3 separate regions of the Homo sapiens genome follow, and regions 1 and 2 are each linked to region 3. A link is a contact called in ENCODE Hi-C data. All regions are on one chromosome and are shown on one strand. Each heading gives the region's core, a stretch centred on a gene start or an enhancer-like site at or near the end of the contact. The rest is flanking DNA. Distances are from core to core; before and after follow the strand shown. Region 1 holds the start of PAPOLG (poly(A) polymerase gamma). Region 2 holds the start of CCT4 (chaperonin containing TCP1 subunit 4). Region 3 holds the start of RPS27A (ribosomal protein S27a).

Region 1 (4,325 bases), core at 478-2,977, 5.5 Mb after region 3:
TTTGGGAAGCCGAGGTGGGCGGATTACCTGATGTCAGGAGTTTGAGACTAGCTGGCCCACATGGTGAAACCCCGTCTGTACTAAAAATACAAAAATATAGCTGGACGTGGTGGTGCATGCCTGTAATCCCACCTACTCAGGAGGCTGAGCAGAGATCACGCCACTGCACCCCAGCCTGGGCAACAGAGCGAGACTCCATCTCAAAAAAACCTCTGCCTCTCGGGTTCACGCAATTCTCCTGCCTCACCCTGCTGAGTAGCCGGGATCACAGGCGCACCACGCACCCAGCTAGTTTTTCTATTTTTAGTAGAGATGGGGTTTCACCATGTTGGCCAGGCTGGTCTCGAACTCCTGACCTCAAGTGATCCACCCGCCTCAGCCTCCCAAAATGTTAGGATTACAGGTGTGATCCACCACACCAGGCCACGTCAGGTTTTTGTTGTTGCTTTTAAGTAGAGATGGGTTTTTGCCATGTTGGCCAGGCTGGTCTTAATAGAACTCATGGCCTCAAGTGATCCACCAGCCTTGGCGTCACAAAGCACTGGGATTGCAGGCAAGAGCCACTGCACCTTGCTCAGGTTTTCAAAAATATGTTTTGTAGTTTTTATTTATTTATTTATTTATTTATTTTTTTGAGACAGGGTCTCCTTCTATCACTCTGGCTGGAATGCAGTGGTGCCATCCTGGTTTCCTGCAGCCTCCACGTCCTGGACTCAAAGAGATCCTCCCACCCCAGCCTCCTGAGTAGCTGGGACTACAGGCATGGGCCACCATGCCCAGCTAATTTTTTTAAAACTTTTTGTAGTGACAGGGTCTCACTATGTTGCCCAGGCTGTTCTCGAACTCCTGGCCTCAAGCAATTCTCCCACCTTGGCCTCCCAAAGTGCTGGGATTACAGGTGTGAGCCACTGTATCTTGCCTCAATAAATATTTTTTAATGAATTAATCAGCAAGTAATCTCCTCTATTTACTGTGACTCTGAGTTATGTTCAAGAGCAAGCAGTTCTTGACTTCCTTTTCTTTGTAATGATTTAGTGCTTGAAATTACTTCTACCTTTCAGCATTTTAAAATTGGTTATTATTTTCTCATTTTCATCCCCACACTCACATCGAACATGATTTCCACTATTTAAAAGTGTAAGATTTTTGTTTCAGCCTGGGATTTATCCTATTGCAAACTGCTAGCTACTATTTTCAACCTCTGTCAGCTAAATGCCAGAATGTCACTAATCAAAGGTGGTACTTAGGGGTGAAGTGAACAGTTAAGCCTCCAATTTACAAGCTTGTTTTTCCCTGGGATACTTGTGTGAAAGTCGTATGTTCCTGGGTGTGACCCTTTCGAGACAAAATCTCAACTGGTGAGTTAATTATGTATAACTATAATTAAATCAAAGATGTAGGATAACGGAGGCGTTGAAATAGTTTTTGCTAGGCAAGGGTGTGACCTTTTTAAAAAATGTATGATATATGCTGCCATTCGAGAGGCAAGGAAAACATATCTCCAAATTTCCTTCCAAGCGGTCTACCGGCATTGACAGTACCGCGGACAAAGGAGAGTACCAAATAAATACTCCTTCGAACCAACGGTATACTGAGAGCCCTGAGCTTGTGGGCGGGGCCCCGGAGCCTCCCGGGACCTAAAGGCAGAGGGGGCGTGGCTGAGGGTGGTCCAGACCTCCAGGGGCGGGGCTGAGACCTGCGAGAGGCAGGCTGGGAAGCGGCGCCATATTGGCGTCGGCCGCGCTGTATTGTCATAAATAGAGCCGGTTTTGTGGTGTTTTCACTACTCGGTTGGATGCCTCAGCCATAGTAAGTGGGAAAGTGAGCGAGCAAGCGAGCTACTAGCGACCGGAGGAAAGTGAACAGGGGGAGAAGGGAACAGCAAGAACAGGACTCCAGAGCGATAAACACTCGCTGGAGAGGGAGACGCAGGAAGCGATGAAAGAGATGTCTGCGTAAGTGGTGGGGGGCGGCGGTTGGGGTGAGGCGGGTAGGGGTGAGCTGAGGTGGTCCGACTGTGTCCTTGTTTCCGTTCCCTGTCCCTTGCGCCCTGCACGCAGCTCGCCGGGATGGTCTCCTTCCCGGCTCCCGGCCGGTCCGCAAGGGCACCTCCCCTAAACCCGGCGGCTCACCTGGCCACCCCTGCACGGACTCGGGGACTCCGGGAGTCCCCAGCTGTCCCGCCTCCGAGGACGCCCTCAGAAAAGGATGAGGAGGGAAAGAGGTGCCTGTGTCCGTAGGGAGAAATTGTCGGTCACTCGCCTGCCCCCAGCACTGTCTGAGCCCGTCTGCTCCTGTCTGCATTGGCGCAAATACCATCCCCCTGCCTCCCCCTCCTCCCTTCCCGACCGGCTGTCTCCAGGTCTTCAGGAGTGAAAGACCTATCGCAGCCCAAGGGTTTCTCTTTCATATGAGGCTACAGTCTTTTCACCGCCGTCCCCACCCTCTCCCTCACCCCCTGCTTCCCCACCTACCCACAACATCTACCGGTCTGTACCTCTTGTTCACACTTTGATAAGTCAGAAACAGTTCCCGTACTTGGCAAGATTTTGTTGTAGCTTCTTCCATTTTGGTCTATTAGGAAATAATTTAAACATGCAGAAAAATGTAGAGAATAACATAAGCATCATTTGTGGAGCCACCACCCATTTCTCCCAAAACGTAACTGTACACACATACACGTACATGCACACACGCACACACACGGTGTGTATATACGTATCTGTGTATTTATTTTAAAAAGAAATCAAGCATTCCAGATACATCTGAAGGACTCTCCTACCTCCTTCTCTGGTCCCAATCATCTCTTGCTCCAGATGTCTCCACAGTCTTGAATTTGATGTTTATCGTTGCTGCCTGTTTTTTATTTTACTTCTTTTTTTTCCGCCCTCGAATCATGGGAGCTGCATGTTTTTTAATGCTATTACTACATACACATGTGTTCATAATAACTGGCATAGTTCTAGTTGTTTTTAAACTTTATATAACTCGTATCACACTTGGAATTCTGTAACTTCTTTAGCACAACATAGTATCTCTGAGCTTTGTTCATGTTAGTATTTTAGTTGTAATTAATTAATATTAATTATTGTATTGTATTCTATTGTAGGAAAACACCCTAATTTAATTCTTTTCCTGTTAGTGACTATTTTATTTCTAAGTTTTTAATGTTACAATGTGACAGTGAACGTTCTTTTAGGTGTCTCTTTGTACGCTTGTAACTAGAATTTCTCTAGGTTGTTTGCCTGTAAGTGAAATTGATGGTTTGAAGGGAATGTGGGATTCTGTTGTTTACTTTCCCCTCCCCTCTAGATGGGGGAAGTTCAGAACCTGGATTTGGAATTTTAGGGCCAGTAGGCTAGTTGGCCAACTTTGTCAGCATACAGGTAAAAAAGTGAGGCCCGTCATCATGGTGTCAGAGCTGAAGTAGTTAGAGAGGAGAGAATGGAGTAGTGGAAAGAGGTTTTGGAGTTCAGATTCTGGCTTGTCCTCTCTTTGACTTTCAGGTACTTATCTGTAAAATGGCACTTATTCAATACCCCTTAGGATTATTGCGATTGAGTGATACTATATAGATATGTAGATAATTACTCTGTCCTATTCACTTACCGTATATATTTACATATGTATTACACAAACAATACCAAAACACTGCTCTAGCTTTCTCAGAGGTAAAAAGCCAAATCTTTAAAAAGAAATTACCACTTGAAATAACTAATTGAAGTTTTGTTTGTTCTACAACAAAATAAATACAGAAGATAAATTAACCAGTATTTTGGTTTCTGGGGTTTTTTTTTTTTTTTTTTTTTTTGAGTCATTTTGGAAGGTATACAGGCTATTTTATCTTCCATTTGATTCTTTCTCCCTCTCTGCCTAATGAGATTTTTTTTTTTTTTTTTTTTTTGAGACGGAGTTTCGCTCTTGTTGCCCAGGCTGGAGTGTGGTGGCGCGATCTTGGTTCACTGCAACCTTCGTCTCCTGGGTTCAAGCGAATCTCCTGCCTCAGCCTCCCGAGTAGCCGGGATTACAGACGTCCGCCACCATGCCCAGCTAATTTTTTGTATTTTCAGTAGAGACGGGGTTTCACCATGTTGGCCAGGCTGATCTTGAACTTCTGACCTCAAGTAATCCACCTGCCTTGGCCTCCCAGAGTACTGGGATTACAGGCATGAGGCACCACGCCCGGCCTCTAATGAGATCTTTAGCTATTACAGCGTGTCTTACTCTGTGTACTTAGTAGTGGTAAGACAGTGTTTTGACCAGTTAGAATCCAAAAACAATTAAACAATCTCTATTGTATGTTATTTTTTACAGGGCTAATTTAT
Region 2 (4,471 bases), core at 1,147-3,646, 6.7 Mb after region 3:
GAGCCGGGTGTGGCGGTGCGCATCTGTAGTCCCAGCTAGCTACTCGGGAGGCTGAGGCAGGAGAACCGCTTGAACCCAGGAGGCAGAAGTTGCAATGAGCAGAGATCACACCACTGCACTCCAGCCTGGGGGACAGAGCAAGACAGACTCCATCTCAACAAACAAACCAAACCTAACAAACCAAACAAAAACCAAAACTCTCAAATCATAGCTTTTGGTCATCATCAGTATGTTATAAAACATCTCTGGGGCCGGGTGCGGTGGCTCACGCCTGTAATCCCAGCGCTTTGCGAAGCCAAGGCAGGCCGTCACTTGAGGCCAGGAGTTTAAGACATAACGGGTCATCTTCACAGATAACTTAGGTGGCCTTTCCTTCCCACATGCACACCCTCCTCTGTTGTTTCAGTTCTTTGTCTGCTTTTGTTTCAAAGGTTGCTAAATTTCCCACTTATTTTGTTTGTTGAATATCAACCATATTATAAACTCTCTTGGCCCCCAAATTTATCTTTTTTTTTTTTTGAGACGGAGTTTCGCTCGTCACCCTGGCTGGAGTGCAATGGCGCGACGTCAGTTCACGGCAACCTCCGCCTCCCAGGTTCAAGCTATTCCCCTGCCTCAGCCTCCCGAGTAGCTGGGACTACAGGCCTACGCCAACACACCCACCTAATTTTGTATTTTTAGTAGAGACGGGGTTTCTCCATGTTGGTCAGGCTGGTCTTGAACTCCTGACCTCATGTGATCCGCCAGCCTCAGCCTCCCAAATTGCTGGGATTACAGACGTGAGCCACCCTGCCCGACCCAAAATTTATCTTTCAACATTCTGTTCCTAATCTAATAAATGTAAGCTTCAACTATGGTCCCTAGACAATTATCCTACAAACCTTCGTTTCCAGGTGTATTATCTCCTAAACTTACAAATGACTCCTAAATCTGGCCATTCTGACCTTTCCAACTCATTAGGACAAGTTAGAAACTATTACTTTTTCTTACATCCAGCGTTACCTATCTTAGCGCCATCACATTCCCAGTTACTTGGGCTGATGACTGCAAACACATGTAAGGTGTACTTTATATACGTGGGTCTTTATATGCTTTCTCACTGAATCCTCACAGCAAGCCTACACGATGGCTAAAAAGAAATGATCCCATAGCTGGGGGAGATTAAGCCAAATACTTTCCAGGACACCAGGCCTTTAACATCTGCCCCAACCTAGCTTTCTAATCTCACCTCTTCTGTAAACATACTACTATTCTCCAACCCAAAAGAACTACTATACTCAATATACACTCGGGCAAGATCTCTAAACCTCTGTCCTGACTTTTCCTTCCAGATTTTTCTATTTCAACTCGATTTCTCTTAATCTTAACTCTAAAAAGCAAACATTTTCCTCCAATTTTATAAGTGAATCTTTGGCACAGAGGTTACAGGTCACTAAGACATGAAGTAACGGAAGCAGAGAATGAAACTCTGGTCTTCCTGATTTCCAACGTGTGCCACACACTTCCACAAAAAAAACAAATAATTGTTTCTTGATTTGCCTATGTTTCACTGCACATGCGGAGACGACATCAACGTAACTTTTCCGCAACTATTTCAAACACGACACGTAAGTCGGTTCCCACATCCATCCCAGTACAATGGGCCCCGCCCCAATTTAGACTCGGAGAGTTCACCCAATTCGTCTCAACAGTTGTGCCAAGTGAAGTTTATTTAATAGTTCTTTAAATAAGAATAACAAAGCTGAAAGATACTGTGCATTCTACCAGTTCCAATAAGCAATAAGCGACAGCCCTCAAGCGTCAGATCCCTAGTGAAGACTGCATGCAATCCTCGGCATTTTGAACTGCTTTCGGCTCCAATATGAATGATGCACAGTGCAGGATGAAAAACTAAGGGAGATTAAGATGCAAAATGGGGCAAGTCCAAAGGCCTCCATACTCCGGGTTGGCGATCATCGGCAGAAAAACAGAAATAAGGATCCCTCCACTGGGCTGCTTCTATAGGGAGGACAAGAGAGGATCACCCGAAGAAATGGGAAATGAGCCAAACCCGCTCAAGCCCACGATGAGAGCGCAGAGCACAACCCCGCGGCGCCGCGGGTCAGGCCATGAGAGTGATACCTTTGGCGGCGGAAATGTTGCTGAAGCGGATCTGGGCTGGCTTGTCGCGGTCCTGATAGGCGCCTTTCCCGCGGCCGCCGGCAGCCCCGGCAGTCGCCCCGCTCCGGGGTGCCACATTCTCGGGCATGGCAAACTCCGCTGTGTCTGGGTTGGCTCGGGAAGGACGGATGGACCCGGATTCTGGCCGGCCGCAGTGTAATAACGGTAAGCCCTCACTGCCTTCACGAACCTTCCAGAAAGCGGCGCCGGCGTCGGGAGGAGGCGGAGGCGGAGAAGGGGGCCTTCCTTGCCGCGCGGCGCTGGCGTGACGTAGGAGGCTGTCCGCTGCGCGCCGGGCGAGGAGGATGCGTGCGGTGGGCTCCGGGCTGGCGAGATTGTACGCCCGGGGCGCTGTGGGTGAAGAGCGCCGGGGGAACCTTTACGCGAGGCAGCAATGACAACGCGCGATTTTAAAGGCGAGTGGTGAGGACATCCGCATTTCCTCACTCCACCTTGCACGGCTATGAGGTCCCCTCCTTTTTTTTTTTTTTTTTTTCTTTTTTTGGATACAGTCTCACTCTGTTGCCCAGGCTGGAGTGCAGTGGCGCAAAATCTCGGCTCACTGCAGCCTCCGCCTCCCAGGTTCAAGCGATCCTCCTCAGCCTCCCGAGTAGCTGGGATTACAGGCGTCCGCCACCATGCCCAGCTAATTTTTGTATTTTTAGTAGAGACAGGGTTTCACCATGTTGGCCAGGCCGGTCTCGAACTCCCGACCTCAGGTGATCCACCCGCCTCGGGCTCCCAAAGTGTTGGGATTACAGGCGTCAGCCACGAAGCCCGGCCTTTTTTTTTTTTTTTTTTTTTTTTGACAGAGTCTCGCTCTGTCGTCCAGGCGGGAGTGCAGTGGGGCGATCTTGGCTCACTGCAGCCTCGACCTCCGGGGCCCAAGCGATCCTCCCGCCACAGCCTCCCAACTAGCCAGGACGACAGGTGCCCGCCACCATGCCTAGCGAATTTTTGTATTCGAAACATAGCGAGACTGGGTTTCGCTGTGTTGCCCAGGCTGGTCTGACCTCCCCGGCTCAAAGCGGTCCACCCTCCTCAGCGTTTCAAAGTACTGGGATTACAGGCGTGAGCCACCGCGCCCACCCGGAGGTGCCCTCCTTTAACTCCGGCTGGATCTATCCGCGAGGTGGGGTGGGCGCCGGAATAACTCTCTAAGGGATATGACTGAGTCTGTTTTTGCCCGGCCACATAGACCTGCATTTTATGCAGTTTTGTTCATTTTGAAAGGGAGTCAGAAAAGGGAGATTTGGAATGAGGCGAGGTTAGTTATCTCGTATTGGTTGATACTGGGTGGTGGAGGTTTGACAGACTGCCAAATCAGGTCTGTCTAGTTACCACCGCCCGCTTGTTCTACACTAGTGTCTCCTGCATGACGTAGCCACTGACTCTTAGGGAACGTAAACATTATAATAAAGATCATTTATTTCCGTTATCTGCTAAGCACAGTGCTAAACCTTTACACGTTTTATATCTCGTTTAGTCCTCACAATAATCCTTTACTTAAAAGGTGAGAGAACTGGAGCCCAAAGAAGGAACTGAAGCCCAGGGTAAACGAGTCAGTAGATAGAAGCAGTATTCCAATACAAAGCAAGGACCAGAAGCCATGAGCTAAACTGCTGGTCTCCTATGACCACTATATTTCAGTAGGGAAGTTTATGAAATGAGGTTTGTTGAATGTTCGCTCACAATTATTAAGCACCTGCAAAGTGACAGTTGCGTGTGGTAGGTTCAGAAACAAATGTTCAAAGGTACTTAATCTTGTAATTATGAGGTGGTGGTGGTGTTGTTTGTTTGTTTGTTTTTGTTTGTTTTTGAGACGGAGTTTCACTCTTGTTGCCCAGGCTGGAGCAGTGGCACCATCTCGGCTCACCGCAACCTCCGCCTCCCGGGTTCAAGCGATTCTCCTGCCTCAGCCTCCCCAGTAGCTGGGATTACGGGCATGCACCACCATGCCCGGCTAATTTTGTATTTTTAGTAGAGACGGGGTTTCTCCATGTTGGACAGGGTGGTTTCGAACTCCCGAGCTCAGGTGATAGGCCCGCCTCGGCTTCCCAAAGTGCTAGGATTGCAGGCTTGGCGAGAGCCACCTCGCCAAGTTGTTCTTTAACACACATTTAGCATATTAGCACTAGGGGCCTGGCTCAGTAGCTCACGCCTGTAATCCCAGCACTTTGGGAGGCCGAGGTGGGTGGATCGCTTTAGGTCAGGAGTTTAAGACCAGCCTAGCCAACGTGGCGAAACCCCGTCTCTACTAAAAATCAAAACATTAACCGGGGGTGTAATCCCAGCTACTCGGGAGGCTGAG
Region 3 (4,526 bases), core at 1,804-4,303:
GAGCAACACTGGACTGTGGCCTCTACTTGTTCCAGCACTGGAGCAACAGCCTCACTTGTAAGAATTTAGGCTTTCCTCTGAGTGAGATTCGAAGCCTTTAGAGGCCTGTGTGCAGAAGAGTGGGAGAGCTGACTTAACATTTTAAAGAATTGTTCTTGGCCAGGCATGGTGGCTCATGCCTGTAATCCCAGCACTCTGGGAGGCCAAGGCGGGCAGATCACCTGACGTCGGGAGTTCCAGACCAGCCTGACCAACATGGAAAAACCCTGTCTCTGCTAAAAATACAAAATTAGCTGGGCGTGGTGGCGCATGCCTGTAATCCCAGCTACTGGAGAGGCTGAGGCAGGAGAATCACCTAACCCGGGAAGCAGAGTTTGCGGTGAGCCAAGATTGTGCCATTGCACTCCAGCCTGGGCAACAACAGCGAAACTCCATCTCAAAAAAAAGAAAAAAAAGAATTGTTCTTGTTGCTCTGTGGAAAACAGATTATAGGACGCAAGGGTCAAAGCTGGAAGTGCTGTTACGAAGCTACTGCAATAATCAAGGCAAAAGATGATGGTGGCTTGAATCAGGGTGCTAACAATGGAGGTGGTAGGAAGTGTTCTGCATATATTTTGAAAATAAAGCCAAGATCTGCCAAGGTAGATAAGATGTGGGATATAAAAGAACAGTCAAGGATAATCATAAAGTTTTTGGCCTTAGTGACTGGAGAAATGGGAATTGCCATATATAAACATGGGAAGAGCAATTTCATGAGATTAAGTGTTTGGGGCCTGTCCATTAGAGATGTTGAGTAGATAGCTGGATATGTGAAGATGAAGTTGTGACATATCTGTGACATATCTGGTCTGACAGATAAGTTTATGAGTCATTTGCATATGATGATACTTTAAAAGTTATTAAACAAAAATGAGATAACCAAGAAAATGCAGACAAAGCAGAGGTCCAAGGACTGGGCCTTGGGGATACTCCATGGTTAGAGGTCTTGCAGATCAAGAGGAAGCAGCAAATGAGCCTGGAAAAGAGCCTCCAGGGTGGCAGAAAAACTGAGAGGTGAAGTCTTTGAAAGGTTTTCAAAGAGAGATGGAATGAGCAACTGTGTCAAATACTGCTGACAGATCAAATAAGATGAAATGACCATTGAATTTAGCAACATGGAGGTCATTAGTGACCATTACAAGAGCTATCCGATCAGAATGGTGGGGACAAAAGCCTGACAGGAGTGGGTTCAGACAACGGAAGGGAAAGATTAGAGACAATATGTACAAGCAACTCTAGGAAATTTTGTTGTAGAGACTAGTTGGCGGACTAGGGGATGAAAAATGTTCCAGGAGGCAGGGCGTGGTGGCTCACGCCTGTAATCTCACCACTTTGGGAGGCCAAGGAGGATGGATCATTTGAGGTCAGGAGCTAGAGAACAGCCTGGCCAACATGGTGAAACCCCATCTCTACTAAAAATACAAAAATTAGCCGGGTGTGGTGGTGGGCGCCTGTAATCCCAGCTACTCGGGAGGCTGAGGCAGAAGAATTGCTTGAACCTGGGAGGCGGAGTTTACAGTGAGCCGAGACCGCGCCACTGCACTCCAGCCTGGGCAACAGAGCGAAATTCCGTCTCACGAAAAAAAAAAAAAAAAGTTCCAGGAAGAATAAACGACTGGATTCTTCAGAAATGCCAAAACACGGGAGGGCATAGGTCAGGAAATTAAATTAGCTTCATTTACTAAAATGTAGAGTAATGGGTTTAGCAGATTAGGTTGTAAGGAAGGCAGAGGCTGAATGTCATTCTAAGAAATTTGAATTGTATCCTGAAGGTGAGGTATAAAATAATAACACACATTTACCTTTCAGAATGAATATTTTGGAGGCAATAGTGAAGGTGGGTTAGAAAGGAGGAAAGACTGGAGAGAGATAAGGAGTTAGATTCGGAACCCCTACAAGAGAAAATTAAGGTCTGAATTTGGGGATGGGGTCGCAGAGGGCAGAGGATGAAGAAATAAATACAGAAGACATTAGAAAGGACTCTGGTTTGTGGAGTGGAGAAAGGACAGGGAGAACTTGCTTCTAATTGGCCTCCTTGCCGGAAGAAGCACCCCATACATACTCCAAAAACTTCCTCTCAGATCCAAGACTCCCAATGCCCAAATTTGGAAATTCTACAACTAAATAACCATTCTGCAGGTTTCTTTTCCGTACGGCTTCACTTTAAAATTTGAAAACTCCTGAGATTTTTCAACATATTAAAGCGTGTCACACTAAGGAGTGACACACAAGACCCAGACTCTTCCCTAGGCTGGGAGAGACTCGGCGGTTGAAAGCAGGGAGGCGCTACAGGAGAGAAAGGGCTGAACCCCCGCTTCCGCAGATTTCACCTATTTTTCAGTTTGCCTGGAGCAGGCCACGCAAATTCCCTTCCCTTGAAGGCCCAAGGAGCGTCTGGTAGATTGCTGATTCTCTGCCCATCACCGCTTCTGGAAGTGAGTGAAGGACACCTTTCGTGCCCCGCACCCTTTGCCCCCCGCTTAACATTTGCTCTAGTCACTTCCGGCCCGTTCCCACGCTCCGGAAACCATTATTCCGCTTCATCCTACCTCCAGTCCTCACCTGAGTCCTTTTCTCCAAACACCGACTTCAGTGCTTAGAGATAGTAACTAGGGAATCTGGGAGGTGGAACTGCATCTTGGGACAAGTAGTCCAAGGTAGAAGAAAGCAGTGGAGAACTACAGTTCCCAGAATGCACTTCCATTTCCTACCTCTTCCCCAAGAGGCCCCCCTCGACCTCCTTTTAAAAATTCTCTTAGCCACGTTGATTGTACGGGAAAAGCCTTTTTAAAACATCTTTTACGTTGCTTAAACCTACAGTTTCGAAAGCATTCCGAAGGCTAAAGTGAGAAATAAGCCCAGGCTAGGGAGAGGAGAAACGAAGTTCACGTCCTAGTCTGGCACCGGGTTGGATTGTCGCTGGGACGGCAGTCAGGCATTTGGTGTGGTCGCCTAAGGGGTGGGTCCTTCGGCGGGAGCTCCGGGAAACCCCGTGGGCCTGCGCGGCGTTCTTCCTTTTCGATCCGCCATCTGCGGTGGGTGTCTGCACTTCGGCTGCTCTCGGGTTAGCACCCTATGGTGCCTTCTCTTGTGATCCCTGACCTAACCTGTCTCTTCCTTTTCCTCAACCTCAGGTGGAGCCGCCACCAAAATGCAGATTTTCGTGAAAACCCTTACGGGGAAGACCATCACCCTCGAGGTACGGGCCGGGTGGTCATGAGGAAGCCAAGGTCCGAATAAGGTCCTGAGGTGGATTTTAGGACCGGCGCTGCTTTCCATGTCTTAGACCATGATTCCGAATTTGGGTTCTAAAACTTAAGCTTTGAAATGAGTACCTTTTGCTGAGCAACGACCTAGAGGTGATTTTCGGTGGCCAAAGGCTGGACCTGTCTCCTCTCGAGGGGTTCCAGCTAGTTAGTTAAAACGGAGGAGCTGCGGTGGGGAAGGAGACGCTCTGCCCGCCGGGTGCGAGCACGTGTGGCCCTGCGGCCGCCGCCCGCTCTGGGCTGGGGAGATGAAGGTGCTTTCCGGTAGCCGACTTGGGAGGTTGCCCACTGGGTGGGTAATAGGTCTCTCGAGTAGGTCTCAGCCCTGTCGCTGGTTCGGTTCAGTGGTAATTGTCAAACTAAATGAGTTCTGCTGTAGTTCCTTAATGTGTAACCAACATGCTTTCACTTTAACACTCATAGGTTGAACCCTCGGATACGATAGAAAATGTAAAGGCCAAGATCCAGGATAAGGAAGGCAAGTAGTATTTTGTAGTTAAGAAAACTTAACCTGCGGAGACTTCGGCCTACCTGTAGGTGCTAGACATACCTGCTCTTGGTGATGGGGGAAGGGGTCAGATTGACAAAGCGAAATACTTGTGGAATAACACAATAGACATTGGTGATCGGGGAGCACAGTACCTAGATTGGAATCCTTGAGGTGTATTTCACTTGCGTGAATTTGGACACTTATTTATTTATTTTGTGTGAGATGGAGTCTCCTCTGTCGCCCAGGCTGGAGTGCATTCGCTTGTCCCGGCTTACTGCAGCCTCCGCCTCCCGGGTTCAAGTGATTTTTGTGCTTCAGCCTCCCTATTAGTGGGGATTACAGGCGTGCACCACCATGCCTGGCTAATTTATTGTATTTTTAGTAGAGACTGGGTTTTACCTTGTTGGCCAGGCTGGTTTTGAACTTTTCACATCAAGTGATCTGCCCACCTCGACCTCCCAAAGTATTGGTATTACAGGTGTCAGCCACTGCAGACAACCAAGTATTGTCCCTAATATTAAATGCGGTAAAATGTGACATGTAAAGATTTAGAACCATGCCTAACCTCTAGTAAGGGCTTATTGTCAGCCTTTAGTATCATGTATTTGATTAAGGGGTGTTACCTTATAAGTCTGGAGCACATCACAGGCTTGGTGTGCTGTGACTTAATTTTTGTTTTTTGTCATTAGGAATTCCTCCTGATCAGCAGAGACTGATCTTTGCTGGCAAGC

What was found. A loop is a pair of places that touch in the nucleus more often than their neighbours do. Pooled maps may share reads with other maps.
Region 1: a pooled map shows a loop between it and region 3 (6-fold over the local background). The contact joins the promoter of PAPOLG here to the promoter of RPS27A in region 3. A Hi-C loop is called at or near these places in 4 of 50 pooled maps.
Region 2: a pooled map shows a loop between it and region 3 (18-fold over the local background). The contact joins the promoter of CCT4 here to the promoter of RPS27A in region 3. A Hi-C loop is called at or near these places in 8 of 50 pooled maps.

What each region holds. Positions count from the first base shown.
Region 1 is chr2:60,754,541-60,758,865 of GRCh38, forward strand. It overlaps PAPOLG (poly(A) polymerase gamma), which reads left to right and starts at 1,728. Exons shown (of 22, transcript NM_022894.4): 1 at 1,728-1,955. The coding sequence starts at 1,939. RefSeq lists an enhancer at 1,644-1,953.
Region 2 is chr2:61,886,260-61,890,730 of GRCh38, forward strand. CCT4 (chaperonin containing TCP1 subunit 4) reads right to left here and starts at 2,397. Exons shown (of 14, transcript NM_006430.4): 1 at 2,122-2,397. The coding sequence starts at 2,248. It also overlaps a transcript of COMMD1 not described here. RefSeq lists enhancers at 1,425-1,986, 1,987-2,546, 2,088-2,167, 3,107-3,666.
Region 3 is chr2:55,229,635-55,234,160 of GRCh38, forward strand. RPS27A (ribosomal protein S27a) reads left to right here and starts at 3,054. Exons shown (of 6, transcript NM_002954.6): 1 at 3,054-3,074; 2 at 3,174-3,238; 3 at 3,729-3,783; 4 at 4,485-4,526. The coding sequence starts at 3,191. CLHC1 (clathrin heavy chain linker domain containing 1) reads right to left here and starts at 2,659. Exons shown (of 13, transcript NM_152385.4): 1 at 2,589-2,659. RefSeq lists enhancers at 2,704-3,133, 3,154-3,333.